Linked DNA regions of Homo sapiens: region 1 is linked to region 2. A link is a contact called in ENCODE Hi-C or POLR2A ChIA-PET data. All regions are on one chromosome and are shown on one strand. The core of a region is the stretch at or near the end of the contact, and the rest is flanking DNA. Distances in the headings are between cores, read along the strand shown.

Region 1 (7,684 bases), core at 1,268-3,767, 620 kb before region 2:
CTAACAACCCCCTCCTGTTCTCCAGCGAGACGGGAGGAGTCTCTCTGCTCTTGGCTGCATTCCCCTACCTGGATCACCATGAAATGTTATTTCCAGTAGACCGAGCGACTTAACGGCTGTCATATGGCACATATCAGGCGGAATCGTCTGACTTGCTCCATCCCATCATGTTTCATGGACCATGATTAGCTGCGACATTCTAAGGCACACAGTGCAGCCTTGCCTGTGACTCCCCTTAAGAACAAATGGCTTCACCTGACTCCAGAGGCTGGCTTTTATTTTGTTCCTTCTTTTTATGTAGTCGGCCTCATGGGAGTGGGTGAGTCTGGCAGCTGCTGACCACCTCTGATCGCACTCCTAAGCCAGGCTCCATGGAACTGAAACTTCAGACTCAAGCTAGATGATTCTCTATGACTTTGCCCCAGTTATCTGAAGCCTGGTTCCAGTTTGAAAAGATAAGTTATTATGGAGATAAAGCCAATTGTGAGATAAAGCCGATGCCACCATCTCGAGACATTTGGGGATGAGTGGCTCTGGCTAATGGGCACTGAGGGCATCCTCATTCATTCATTCTGTAAATATCCACTGAGCATACTCTGTGCCTGGTATGTTAGCACCAGGGACGTATTGAGACAACTAAGACATGTTCACTGCCTTTAAGTGTTCCATCACCTAGAAGGGGTCAGAAATGTAAATGAACAGCCAACATGATCAGGGCCATTATGCAAAGACCAGAAGACCTACAGGAGGCGTCTCCGGGCCGTGGCTGGCTCCCTCTTGGCTCTCTTTGGCTCTAGGCAATGGATCAGGATTGATCTGAGCTCCTCACAGCTGCTTGTCCCTCTTGTCAGTGACTTATTTCCCAGACTCTCTTCGGTCCGGATGGCATTGCGGCACCACAAACAAGGCTTGAGCTGAAGTAGGTGGTCAATTTATAAGAAATATTTTGCTCTCCTGAAAAAGAAGGTCATGTTCATTGGCTTTCCCCTTTTCCTTTCTTGTCTTGAAAGCATCAACATGATGCTTCAAGCTGCAGCAGGTCATCCTGAGGCCATAAGGCCACCAACCTGAGGACAGAAAGTGGAAGTGCTTAGAATTCTAGAGGGGAAGGCAGGGAGAGCCTCTGTCCCTGCCGGCATGGCCAAGCCATGCCCCAGCCACACAGCACCCACCCCTCCCTGCTCGTTGTGTGAGAACAATAAACTTCTATTTGTTTAAGCCACTGTTAGTTGGGTTTCTGATACCTGCAGCCCAAAGCATTCCAATCTAATACAGAATTTAGTACATTTTATCTGGAAGGTCCTGGAAAATCTAGGCAGAGGGGGTAATAAAAAAAATGCACAAAGTCCCTTGTCCTCTAAGGTCTATAGTCAGGGGACATGTAGCCTGGAACTGTTGTCACTCATTTGTGTCCTTCTATCCTGGTAGACAGACCTCCTTGCCTTTCTGGGAGCTGAACAGCTTTAGCCTCCAGGAACCCAGGGAGGTGAAATGAGACTTCTTGCACCTGCTCAGGTTCCCGACACCTCTCTGGAGCCCCATTCTCTCCTTTCACCAAGTTAAGCTGTAAGAACGCAGCACCCACAGACAGTACCTCTCCAACCTGTGTGCTATGTGGCACCCAAGCATCTTCTCAAAATGCAGATTCTGATCTAGTTGGTCCAGGCTGGGGCCTGAGAGTCTGCATTTCTAAAAGGTTCACAGATGGTGCTGATACTGCTGACCTGGGGACCACACTTTGAGTAGCAAGGTTGTGGAGGGTGGCCAGCTGCTTCTAGGACTATCCTGCTGTGGTCAGTACTGCCCTTCTACCCTTGGAAGCAAAGTCCAGTCGAGTATTCTTTACTCCAGCCCACCTAGCTGGAATGCCCACGTTCTGATTTTTTAAAATTATGCCCTTCTGCAGTCGGATGGGACTTCTCAATTTTGGATTCAAAATCAACTCCCTGGGCTTTGCATAGACTCAGAGTGACCAAGTGTCCTGGTTTGCCCAGAATGAAGGGCTCCTGGGGATGTGGGACTTTTCAGTACCAAAACCAGGAAAGTCCCCTGTGAACCGAGAAGAGCTGATCATCCTATATAGGTTGAAGGCTGTTCAATTAGAGGGAAGGCAAGATGACTCAGGAAGGCCTTGGCACCCAACAGTGTGAGCGCCCAGTGGTATCAGCCAGGGCTTAGTGAGCACCAGGCTAAGTGTGGGCATTAGTCACAGTGCTCCACGCCAGTGAAGTGCGGCAAGCCTACTCTTTGGGATTTTCTCTGTCATCCCAGACCTGGGTCTGGAGGCTTGGATTGTGGGGAACAGAAACAGCGAGCTCCCCACCTCCCTGGCCTTGCTGTTGCCATGTGGGGCTGGAGAAGGCCACGCTGTCACAACTCCTCATGAAGCAGTGAAGACTTGGGCTGGGACAGAATGAGGTCATGGGTCCTGGGCACCTCCTGGGTTTGCTGGGGCCTCCCCCGCCTTCCACCAGCCCTAGGCGGTTAATGACTCGCTCAGCTCCTTAACTAAAAAAATGTGTGCTGGCTCCCAGCTGAATGCCTTTAATTTGTCTCATTTGTGCCTGAAGCACTGGGTGTGGACAAACCGAAGTTAAGCAAAAAGGCTATTACCATAATGCGATGGCCCTCTGGCAACGTCTCTTCTGAAACTCCGTCCTCTCCCTAACAAGACAGGCTGGCAAGGAGGGCATGCTAACTCCAAGCACTGGCCCGCCTCTGCCTGTGGACTGGTTTTATTTTGTGGCTCTTAATAGTGGTTTTGTGGTTTTAAGAAGTGGCTGACCTTTAAAAATGGGAAGATTTCAAATAAAAATGTATATTTCTAATCACTCTTAAAAAATCCAGCAGCACTGAATCCACCTTCTGACATAGGAACAATTAGCTGGGGAACAAGGACAGGCTGCCCTGGTGGGTGCAGTGGGGGTAGGGTGGGGTGGGAGTCCCTCAGGCAGCCTGGCCCCTGTGACTTGGCGCAGGTGCTTTTCCAAATCATTTCTTGTCTTATTTTATTAAGTGAGAAATACTAAGGATGCTATTCGTTCTGTTATCAGCACATTATCAGTATTGGAGTCAGTTTCAGAAGTAATTTCTGATTCACTTGCCTTCCGAAGACAGGGCTTCCCACACACGCAGGACCTTGGACCAAAGCAGGACAAGAAGCATTTGAAGTCCTGGAGTAGAACTTCAGAATTAAAGTCTTACATCATTTTCATCATTGTAAAAAAATGTGCATTCATTGTGAAAATGGGTGTGAATTTTTCATAGCAGTATTTGGAGGAACATAATGAGTAGCCGTTAAAGGAGTGACTATCCCATGTTTCCTCTGGGCATTGTAAGAAGCTCTCCAGAAAACGTGAGCCAGCAGCTCTGACGTCTTTCCCGATGCAGTTTTTCAACAGGAAATGTTCATTCAGGCATTTGTGGGGGTGATGTCTGCTCAAATAAGTGTTGCAAAGACACAGTTCTTGGAAGGCAAAACTGAAGCAAGTGAAGGATCAGGCTCATCTCATTACCTGATTTGTTATTTTTATTGTAGAAGCAAAATTTAATGGCATGAAAAATATGGTAATATACAGATACATGAAAATTAACAGGTTATAAAACCATACACAGTGCACGTTATCATTACAAGTAGGTGTATATTTAAATGTGTTTGTAAAAAGAAACATGAAAAGCTGCATGTCAAAATGCATTTAGTAGGTTTTATTGGTGGATAGTTGGATTATGTTTTCTTTTTATTCTCATTTTTTAAAGGAGCTTGATAGTCAATTCTGTTTCCCAGGTTAAGTTTCCTTCAAACTGTTCAACGGAAATTAGCAAATGCTTACCAAGGACCCAGGATGAGTCCTTAGTATGTGCCAGAGATGGTCAGGAACAACAGCTATCATAATGATGACAGCGTTATGATGACGGCATTACTAGTTAGGACTATGTTGGGCTGTATGTCAGAGAAATTGATCTTTAATCCTCCCACCTGCTTCATACCATGAAGCCCAGACACAGGCAATCCAAATAGTGGCTCCACAGTGCTACTGAAACCCAGCCACCTTCTTTCTCTCCTCTTACCCATCCTTCCACTGTGCTTTTCATCCCCACCAGAACAAAATGGCTGCTTTGTCTCCAGACATCACATCCAGAGTCCAAGAAGAAAGAAGGGAGGAAAGGAAAGAAAGGACATTCTAAAATCTTTTTTTTTTTTTTCTATTGAGGAGAGAAAGCTGCCAAAGGATTGTGACCATGGTCACATGGTCATTTCTGGTTTCCAGGAGGTCTGGGAAGGCGAACGTTGTTGAACAGGCACATCTACTAAGGTGCCTATTGTGAAACGCAATTTACTGCTTGAATAAAATTGAGATTCTGTTAGTGAAGAAGAAAAAGAAAGTGGATATTGGTGGAGGACCTTGCAGTGTTCACCCCAAATAACAATGGTGGTCATATCATTTTCTGTGAGTTTTACTGCATGCTAAGAACTGTGCTGGATGCATTAATGTTTTGTGTCAAACATTAATAACTATTATTATTATGATTTCAGACCACAGAAAAAGAAACAGAGGCTCAGAAAGGTGAAGCCAATTGCCTGAAGCCACACAGAATATCAGCTGGAGTCAGGATTCTAACACCATCCCATGTGAGTTTAGACATGTGCACGTAATCCCCAGGACATACCAAAAGAAACAGGCATTCAATATATCAAGGGATAGCCATTTCTCCCAGAGCCCAGTGGGCTGTGGCTCTTGTGTCCCTTAAGACCAGTGCTTCTCGAACTGTAATGTGCATCGGGTCACCTGGGCATCCTATTAAAATGCAGGTTATGGTTCCTGGCCGGGCCTGAGATTTTGCATTCCTAACAAGCTCCCAGGCGATGCCCATGCTTGTAGTCTGTGGACAGCACTTTGAATGCCTGAAACCACCTCCCAGACATGTCCCGCCTTCCTGGAGCTGGCCTCCTGGTTTCAGACGTGTGGGCAATTGGTGCTGAGATCATTCAGGGCACGTAAGGAATGCGCACAAATGCAGAGCTCCAGGGAAGAAAAGTCACAGCACAGGACCCAATAGGAAAACTGCCATTTGGGGAGACCAAGCCAAGGAGCGCTTTGCTCCTGCTGCTTTTCTCAAGGAAGAGCTTGCTTCCTGCAGTAAGTGAAGTCTAGGGTGCAAGGACAAATGATGTACCTCAGACCCAGAGGATTCATTAAGATTTTGATGCTCCTAGAAAATTGGCTCCATCGTCCATGTCTCAGGAACTGGGGGGTTGTGACTTTTTTTCTTTGGTGGTAGGATGACGATGGTGATGATGATGATGGTGATGATGACAAAGATGACTATGAAGAAGCAGTAGAAGGAGATTTGGAAGAGGGAGTAGAGGAAGGGGAGGAGGAGGAGCAAGGTCATCAGAGTTTGTTGAACACTTACTACATGCCTGATCTCATTTAACCCTTAGACTCACCTGGTGAGGGTTGTACTACATTTATTCCCATTTTACAGACGAGGAAACCAAGCTTCAAGGAAGCTGAGTCTCCTGTCCAAGCCCACGCAGTTGGCAAGTTGCAGATCTGGAGTAGAGTACAAAACTCTCTCATCTGTGTCTCCAAGACACCATGACCCATCATGGCTTCCTTCTGCTGGTTCAGGCGTAGTCTCAGAATTTTTCCTGCGCCATTGCCCGCGCCACCCCATCAACCCCATCTGTTGCAGGTAGCTGATGCTATCTACTGCCAGCCTGGAGCCAGGCTAAGAGGAAGAGAAAGAAGAAAATGCCTGCAGAAACATTCTATGTAAAGAACACTTTGGGATCAGAAAAAGAAGCGCGCCCGTGTTTCACTTGCAGCCTCACCCTGCACTAGGTACAGCCAGTTCTGCTCTGAGGCTTGTCTTGAAAATACAAATTTGTTCTAGTGTGATTGACATGTTAGTGGTAATTTGAGCGTGATGCGAATTTGGTTTTTACCTATATGTGATTTTGTCCTCAGGAAATGCTAGGCCAATGCAGAAAACTACATCCTGCTTGGCAAGCCCTGCAGGACACACACACACACACACAAGCATGTGCACACACACGTGGCCCTTCAACGTCACCTCAGCTGTGGGTTAGGAGCCACACCTGTCCACACCTGGTGTTACAACCATCTGCTCCATTTCAGGTAACCCTCCTTCCTCCACTGCACAATCACTTAGAAACTGTAACTCTTCTTGGGCCCAGGTGCACAGGTAAATTCGGATCTTTCCCAAGGTAAGTGCCATGTTTACCTTCGTGTTTATGCATTTCCTATGCATTTAACGTGTGTAAAATGGTGCTATCATTTTATTCAGCTTCTGTCTTTGTTTTCAATGTTACTGGTAATATTTTGAGTGTTGTGCTCCTAACCCCATTCTTGCCACAGGCCCTGCATGCTACCGTGATTTTTAGGAACCCTATGTCACCTCACAGATCTGAGCATATATGAGTTGGGCTCGTCACCCGGCCTTCTGGGAGTCTCAGTTTCCCTATTTGTAAAATGGACATAGTAAACCCATCTCCATCTCACAGAGGATAGTAAAAAGAGCCCTGGCCTTGGAGTCTGGGGGCTGGGCCACAGGTCAGGCTTCAAGACCCCCTGGGCCACGTTGGGGACTTGGGTTCCTGAGATCCAATCTCTGAGCATCAGCTTCACTGTCTGTCGCAGAAGCACCATTTCCCCACCTTGTCCACCTCACAGAACAGCCAGGTGGCTTAGAGGTGAGCTCTCAAATGTCAACAGGCTTTGCAAACTCCAGTGGTCAGCATTATGTGAGTAGTTCAGTCTTTCCACAGGGATCTCTGGGGCCTCGGGTCACAGCAGACCAGAACTTGACCTGGAGGCTGGTGTCCCCCAAACTGCTGTATGGACCCTGCAACAGCTGGGGAGTCCTCGTCTCAACAGCCCTGCTGTCTCCCACTGAGGTCATCTGCTGGCCCTCCTGGTGGCCCTGTGAGGAAGCCAGGAGTCACTGATGCTGCTCTATCGACGGCGACAGATGGATCACAGCTGATAAGTGACTTGCCCAGAGTTTTGCAGCTTGGAACTCACAGAGCAGAAGCTGGGAATCAGGTGGGGAAGCACCCAGCTCTCTGCTTCTCCTAAGCCAAGCTCTGCAGCGAGGTCCTGCTTCCCTCGGGACTCCTCTTTCAGCATGACATGAACTCATTTTGAATGTAAAGGCAATGTCAAAGCCCTACAGCTATTTATACCAGAGCATGTGTTTATTAGCTCACTCTCCAGGGGGAATATTGCTGTTGTGAATACACAACTACTCATAACTACCGTCTTAAAAATCTTCTCTACCCCAAAATATTTACTAATGTATTTAAGTATTTATTTTCTTGTAGTGAAAGGAAATCAAGATAATTCTAAAATTGTGGAAGAAAACAAAAAAAGTATAAAGGAGAAAACAGAAGCTTCACATATTCTAACCATTATTAATCTCAAAATATTTTATTCCAGGTCCTTGTCTATGGTCCAGGTCCTTGTCTATGGTCCTATAGCCTATGCTGAGTGACACTGTGCTATGTGTATGCCATTTGCACTCACCGTGGGGTCATAAGCGTGCCATTTCCTTTTTATTAAAAAAATACTTTGCATACATGAAAGTATGTTTGCATTAAAACTATGCAAACATCAGTTTTAATAACTGTATAAATATTCCATCACAAGGACATTCCATA
Region 2 (7,452 bases), core at 1,966-4,465:
GGACCCAAATTCGTACAGAGATGAGGCAGAGTGGAGAGAAACAACTCTGGCTGAGCCAGAGTCTCCAGCCACTACTTCTTATTCCTGGGCTTTAGCTCTTCGGCTGCATTACGCAGGAAAATGTAATTTTTTTTCTGGGGATTATAAAATTCATGTCCCTAAAGAGAGCAAAAAACACCAATGATCTTATTATTCAAAAGAAAGTTAGCATTTGTAGGTGCTTTTTCTAGGTGAAGTCCTGTGCTACAATACTGGAAACATATAATCTCTCAGAGAAATAAAACAACAAAGATAAAGTCAAATGCGAAGCAGAACTTCAGTCCTCAGAGAAAGGCCTAAGGATGTGGTTGGTACCAGTGTGTCATCAATGTCCTACTGAGAGAGTCTGTGAGTAGGAACCTGTGAGTTCCTTTTCAACACTGAGCCCCCTTTTAACACCCCAGGACTTTAACGCCAGGATAACTGCCTTGGGTCCCTTGGTCAGAATTAGTTCTGACCTGAGAATGCTTCACAGAAAGGAGGACATCTGACCTGCGGGGTATCATGGGGATGAAGGAGGACACCCCGCCCCACATGGAAGGAGCAACAGACACGGAGCACAGCAGAGGCATGAACGGTGGTGAGTGAGCCAGAGGCGTGTGCGGAGGTGTGCACGTCTGCCCGGGCCCACACCGGAGGGGATGCAGGGCTATACAGCATCGAAAGACCCCCGAAATCAGGATGAGGCCAGACTACAGGGCTGTGAATGGCAGAGGGAGGCCTTTGAACGTTATTCCCCAGGGAAAAGGAGGCTGTAGGCAGGTCAGTGATGTGATCACATTTAAGTTTTAAGAAGAGAGGTGAGTGGGGTGGGCCAGGCAGATGATCCGGAAGAAAGACAGCAGGCAGGAGCCGCAGGTGGGCCAAAGGACTGGAAGAGGGAGGTGGGGCATGGCGCTGGGTGCACTCTGTCACCTGTACTCTGATGACACATTTTTATTCTCTTCCCAACAGGCATGCCAAGAAAGCTCTAGAAGTTTTGCTCAACAGTGACCACTAATTCTCATAATATACAAAGTGTAGTTTTTCTGAACAGTAACTCAAGCAGCAAGCTAATAACATCAATCATATGTGATCATGACTTTGCACTGGAGATAACTGTCCTTGAACTAAGAACAATGAAAAACCCCTGAAGCAAATTTCTCTTTTAAACTAAAAAGATGCTAATTTATGTAACCCCCACAATAAGCTGACATTAACTGCTTAAATGAATGAGATTTTACTTCAATTTTTAAACAGCACTCAAAGCAATTACCTTTCTCACTGCTTTCAATTTACTACATTTTTTAACGCGTATAACGTATAGAGTCCCGCGTCATTTAAGTTAAAATGCAGAATTTTGATGCAGCTGCTGGGATGAGTATGCAAAGAGGAGATTCAATGAAGAGCCCGATGTGGGAGCTGAGGCCTCGGGCTCCACGCACGCCACAGCCTGTCCACCCCCAGCCAGGCAGAACCAAAAAAGTACACTCTTGTCACAAAACTGAGTGCATGGCTTACACAGGTGAATGGATAAACAAATGGCACACCCCACCCGGGAATACTACCCAGCACTGAAAAGTAACGGACAAGTGATTCACTCAACAGCATGGGTGAATTTCAAAATCCTTATGCTGAGGGAAAGAAGCTGGGGCGAGGGGAAAATGTAGCGTAGGGCTCCACTTATATAAAATTCTAGAAAATTCAGACTAGTCCATAATGCCAGAAAACAGATCCATGGTTTTGTGTGTGCGTAAGGGAAGATTACAGTAATATACACAAAAACCTTTCGGGGAGATGACTATGGTGATAGTTTCATGGGTATTTACAGATGTTGAAACTGATCAAATTGTACACTTTAAACAATGACTGTATTTCAATTGTACCTCAATAAAGTTGCTTTAAAAAAAGAACACAGCTTCATGGCTCACACAGCAAACCCTCAAACAGGGAAACACAGAAGCAGCAGCAGGCCTGGAGGGGTCAGAGGGATGGAAGGCAATCAGCTGGACTTCTGTGTCTAAGTTCGGGGCCTCAGGGAGACTCAGGTGCAGCCACGCTCCTGAGACTGGGAAATACTAAAGGTGGAGCGGGCAGGGCCCGAACCAAGGGACGTCTCCAGTCACTGGCTTGTGTGGCAGCAGGTGTCTTGGGAATGCAAAGCGCTGTTTAGAGCCCTGTGGTGGCCCCCCAGGCTGAGATAGCGGGGGGCCAGCAAGGCAAGAGGGGCAGGAGACAGGAGCTGGCAGGAGGACAGGAACCACAGCCCAAAGCAGAATAAACCAGGACATGGCCAAGAAGCAGGGAGGAGAGCTGTATGGAACAGGAAGGGACGGGTGAGTGACCGGCACAGACAGAAAGGAAGCTTCTGGACTGGATGAGGAGGACGTGGCCACAGGGACTCTGAGTACAGCTGCAAGAGGCCAGAAAGTACCTGGCAGTGGACTGAGGAGGGGCCAGAGCACAGGGAACCAAGAGGGTAGGTGCTGACACCACTCTCTCGATAGCCTTAATATACATGGAAATGGTTCCTCGAGCCTTCCATGCTTAGACAGAGGGGAGGAGCTGGTGGACGGGGACAGAAGACAGTGGGAGAAGGCCCAGAAAAGAGCCATGAGGGTGGAAGGAGACGGGGTCAGCGCAGGCAGACATGAGGTGAGCGGGAAAGACACTGCAGGCCACTGGAAGCCCCTCCTATGTGAAGCAGGTGACCTCCCCATCGGAAGCCAGGGCAGGGTAGGGAAAAGTCTAGAAGGCTGTTGTGGGCAAAGGGCAGAGTGGGGTGGGAGGAGAATGATGAAAACCACAAATACAATGATGACAACCTCTCCAGAAGAGCTGAGCAGTGGAGAAACACGCAGGCTGGTTGAAAGCCAACACACTTCCCATGGGGTTGGGCAGAGTACCCGAGTCTACACATTTCACCATCATGCCCAAAGGCCTCAAAAATGCAGCCCCACTCCTGCCAGCTCCTAACTCCCCCTGCCCAAACCACCAGCCAACCAAGCAACCAACAGCACCCAGGCGAAAGCTCCATGACCCGCCCTGCCACCCCCTTCATAAAGTGCAGCCCCCGGCTTGCCTGTGCTTCTGTGCCCAGGAACAGAGCAGCCCGTAATGGCTCACACTGGCCGAGCACTTCCTGTGTGCTGGGTTCTGGCCAAAGGCTGTACTGAATCCCCACAACCATTTGAGGAAGTCCTGCAATTTCCCCTTACAGGGAGGGGACGGTGACCTGCCCAAGGACACACGTGAGTCCTGAGAAGAGTCACAACTCAGGCCTAGGCCTTCTGAACCCAGAGCCTGGCTCTGCTGCCTTGGAGCACCCAGAGCAGGCCCGGGAGTTCTCACCTTTGACCAGTCGTAGCTGGAAGCGTATGCAAATATGTTTCCATTGTGATTGAAACAGCAAGCTGAGATGGGCTGATCTAACTGTTCCGAAGTTTTTAGTTTTGTTCTGGCATCTTTGTCCCAGAAGCTGAATCTACCATCAGATCCCACAGTTGCAAGGGTGCCATGAACAGGATGGAACGCGATTCCATTTACCTGCAAGGATTGACATGCACAATGAGAAGCCAGGCAGAGGGGCGCAGAGAAGGTTCCACCCACGCACACTTCCTGCTTGAGTTAGGAAACAAAGCGCACAGGTACATTTCCTTCCAGCTGCTGCCCGCTGATAGCAAGAGAAACTATCCAGGCTTCCTCCATCAAATGCCAGCCCAGAACCCAATCTTGCCTCCTGTGAGGGCTGCACACCAGAGAAAGTGAGCATGTGGACAGCAAGAAACAAGGAGCAGACCTCAGGAAAATGTTTCTTTTGAGCAAACAGATTTCTCAGTCTGAGCTGTGGGTGTGAACTGTCTACCAGCGCTCCTGAGGGAGGGAGAAGACTCTCGGCAAAACATCCTAAGCTTATGTTCAGAAACAAATACACAACACTGCTAGTTAGGCGGCACGTTAACACAGAAAACAAGGCCAAGTGCGGTGGCTCACGCCTGTAATCCCAGCACTTTGGGAGGCCGAGGCGGGCAAATCACAAGGTCAGGAGTTCGAGACCAGCCTGGCCAATATGGTGAAACGCCGTCTCTACTAAAAATACAAAAATTAGCTGGGCGCCTGTAGTCCCAACTACTTGGGAGGCTGAGGCAGGAGAATCGCTTGAACCCAGGAGGCGGAGGTTGCAGTGAGGTGATATCACGCCACTGCACTCCAGCCTGGGCGACAGAGCGACTCCGTCTCAAAAACAACAACAAAAATCCACAGAAACCTGAAGCCTACAGCATAAGCCACTTATCTCCGGACATGAACACACAAGCTCTTCAGTGATGAGTCTTTTCTGATCCCACAATTCCTCAGCCACCTCCAAGTCTGGTTTCCAGATGTATTACCACGGTTAAAGTGTCTAAAAACGTACCGCATAAATGTCCTGAGGAGCTGAAGTGTTGGTTCCATTAGATCGATGACATTTAAAGGTGAAGTTATCTTTGGCGCTGAAAGACAAAGGTTCATGTAAGTCTTCCTTTGTTAAAAAAAGTCCAGTGAAATCTGCAAGCTGACAGAGTCACACTTACGGGTTCGGGGGGTTGATATAGTGAATAGCAACTCTCCCCTCGATACTTCCCAGGGCAAAACCAGTAGGCTTGTTCTGTTTGTCTTTAAAAATAGCCACACACCGATGCTACAGTTAAAATAAAAAAGAGACATAATCACAGCATAATATAAGATTTCATGACTAACGTGAAGGTAAGTCATTTTTACCCCATGTTTAGGTTTTAGAAGAACCAGAAAAAATCACTCAAATATGATACAGCAGTAAGCATTGCTTTCTAACTCCTTAGTAACTCCATCTAAGCAGTGAGTTTATGACCCAACTGCACACCCTGTGCTCCTCCCCCGCCCCCGCTGCTCGCTCTCCCTCTGCCACCCTGCAAGGCCGCGTTCACGCCAGCAGAGCCCCATGGGCTGCGAGGCAGACAGCGGCCCTGCCTGTGGGGAATGGAGACGTCCCTGGCTAGGCAGACACCCCTCAGGAGGTCACCCGAAGCTTCTGCGCTTCTGCCTCCCCAGCTGGAGGAGGGATGCAGGCTCTGCCGCACCCGTCTCACAGGGTAACAGGGTGAAGGGGACGGTGGGTGCAGTGGCCATGCTACAGACAAGCAACACGCTGCACTTCGCCCAGTGTTGAGTGTGAGGGCCCAAGGGCAGGTCTCTATTCTACAGAAGAACCCAGAAATTCCACTACCCAGCCTCCTGGGCAGAAAAGCCGACCACCCCGAGGAGAAGCCAACTTTGGAGTTACCACTTCCTCCTTCCAGTCGTGGCAACCTGGCCAAAGCTTGGAGGGCCATCCACCCTGCCTAAGCTGGTCATCTGAGCTTCCGTGTGAGTTCAGGGGAAGCCTGGCAGGACCCAGGCAGGGGCCAGGCAAGACGAAGGGAGAAGCAGCCTCTGGCATCGTGACAGCTGCTGGTGATGCACGTTTCCTAAGTACGAAGGAAAACGGCCTCCTCTTTCATTCCTGTACTGTTTGCTCCCCTGCCTTTTTAAAAACTGCCAGACCATTACTTTTGTGAGTACGAAGAAAAAAAGTAAAGCAAACTGACAAACATCTGTAAGTTCTTAGATGACAGAAAAGGCCATGGCTGGTCATCAGCACAGGGTCTACTGTGCGGCACACCAGGAACTGCACAATGCCAGGGGTGTCACTTGCACCAAGAGCCACATGCACTGGCCCTGTGCAAAGGCCGATGGCAATCAGTTCTCAACAACGGAGAGGCCAGGGCGCTAGCACCGGGTGGCAGGAAGTGAAGCCAGATGGGACCAGGTTTTTTTTGGATTCAACCAAAAGGAAATGGGGAGGCAGGGAAGGGCTTAGGCTGGGGTCCGGCAAGGCCAGTGGTGCCGCTTACAAGAGCCCCTGCCTCAGCTCCGGAGGACGCCTTGAACCAGGGCCAAGGTCTAAGTGCTGATTTTACTGTGGTAAGAAGAGTGAACATGAGAGCCACCGCTTAACACATTTCTAAGTCTACATTATTGTTGACTACAGGTACCATGTAGTACGGCATATCTCTAGAACATTCTCATCTTGTTTAATGAAATTTCATCCCATTGATTAAGTAGCTCCCCATTTCCCTCTCCCCCAATCCCCTGATGACCGCCATTCCACCCTTTACTTCTGTGAGTCTATGCTGGATATCACATTTAAGTGGAACCATGCAGTTTCTTTCTGTGTCTGGCTTATTTCATTTTGCATAATCTCCTTCATGGTCACCCACGTTGTCACGAATGGCAGGATTTCCTTCTTTCAGGCTGCACGCACAGCATCCTACTGCAGGTATACACTTCATTTTCTTTATCTGTTCACTTGGCTATTGTGAACAGTGCTGCAAGGAACACTAGCAGTACAGGTCTCTCTTCAAAATACCCATTTTGATTCTTTTGAATCAAGACCTGTAAGTGGAACTGCTAGATCGTATGGTGATTCTGTTTTTCATGTTTTGAGGCCTCCAGTTTTCTGTAACGGTTGTGGCATTTTGCATCCCCCCAACAGTGCACAAGGGTTCCATGTTCCCCACACCCTCCCCAGCGCTTGTTATCTTTGGGCTTTCTGGTAACAGTGGTCCCATCAGCTAGGAGATGGTATCTCACTGTGGTTTTTGTTTGCCTTTCCTTGATAGTTAGGATGTTAAGCACATTTCCATACACCTGCTGGGTATTTGTATGTCTTCTTTGGAGACATGTCTATTCAAGTCTTTGGTCCATTTTTCACGTCACCAGTTTTCTCACTATTGAGTTGCAGGGGTTCCTTACGTATTTTGGAAATCAATCCCTTGTCAGAAATAGCCTCCAGATGTTTTCTCCCATTCCACAGGCTGCCTTTTCACTCTTTTCCATGGTTCCCTCTGCTGTGCAAGAGCTGTTAGTTTAACACAGTTCCACTTGGCCATTTTTGCTTTTGTTGCCTGTGCTTTTTGGTGTCATATCCAAGAAATTACTGCCAAGACCAATGTCATAGAGTTCTGATCTAAGTGCTTTCCAAGATTTGAATTAGATGTGGTGGCAGGAGGGAGGGAGAAAAATGAACAGATTCCCAAATAATTTCAGGGTAGAGGGGAGGAGACTGAGGATTAGTGAGACAGGAGAGGGAAAGTTCCAATCAGGGGTGACCTCAAGATTTCTGGCTATAACAAAGGAGATGGAGGTCCCATTGAATGGGCTGTGAAGCACATCAGGAGCAACAGGCTGGTGGTGGCCGAGAGGGGCAGGTTCAGATCAAATGTTCACTCTGCAAATATTCACAGAGCACCTTTTACACTTAAGGCCCTCCTCCAAGTGCTGGGAGGCAGCAACAAATACAAACAAAAATCTCTGCTCTCATGGAGTTTACATTCTAGTAGGCAAAAGAAGGGAAATATTTAGTATGTATATGACATC

What was found. Hi-C counts contacts between places; a loop is a spot of excess contacts on that map. ChIA-PET counts read pairs that join two places held with the same protein, here RNA polymerase II (POLR2A).
Region 1: a loop to region 2 is called in a map with no recorded cell type, with 6 times the contacts of the local background. The contact joins two enhancer-like sites. A Hi-C loop is called at or near these places in 1 of 37 single-sample maps with no recorded cell type. POLR2A ChIA-PET finds 5 or more read pairs at or near these places in 1 of 52 experiments (activated CD4-positive, alpha-beta T cell).

What each region holds. Positions count from the first base shown.
Region 1 is chr20:57,986,249-57,993,932 of GRCh38, reverse strand. It overlaps LOC105372693 (a long non-coding RNA gene), which reads left to right. Exons shown (of 6, transcript XR_007067678.1): 3 at 4,535-4,630; 4 at 5,698-5,846; 5 at 6,144-6,232; 6 at 6,794-7,684. Among named protein-coding and RNA genes, the nearest start is that of LINC01742, 14 kb to the left of the region's middle. Within about 2 kb of position 2,517, at least 6 of the 41 ENCODE cell types and tissues checked have a DNase peak (open chromatin) inside an H3K27ac peak, as active enhancers do.
Region 2 is chr20:57,370,719-57,378,170 of GRCh38, reverse strand. RAE1 (ribonucleic acid export 1) reads right to left here. Exons shown (of 12, transcript NM_003610.4): 9 at 4,590-4,696; 10 at 4,433-4,508; 11 at 3,370-3,564; 12 at 1-158. The coding sequence ends at 72. It overlaps LOC124904938 (a long non-coding RNA gene), which reads left to right. Exons shown (of 2, transcript XR_007067671.1): 1 at 1-619; 2 at 994-1,931. Among named protein-coding and RNA genes, the nearest start is that of RBM38, 17 kb to the left of the region's middle. RefSeq lists an enhancer at 2,694-3,691. Within about 2 kb of position 3,215, at least 9 of the 41 ENCODE cell types and tissues checked have a DNase peak (open chromatin) inside an H3K27ac peak, as active enhancers do.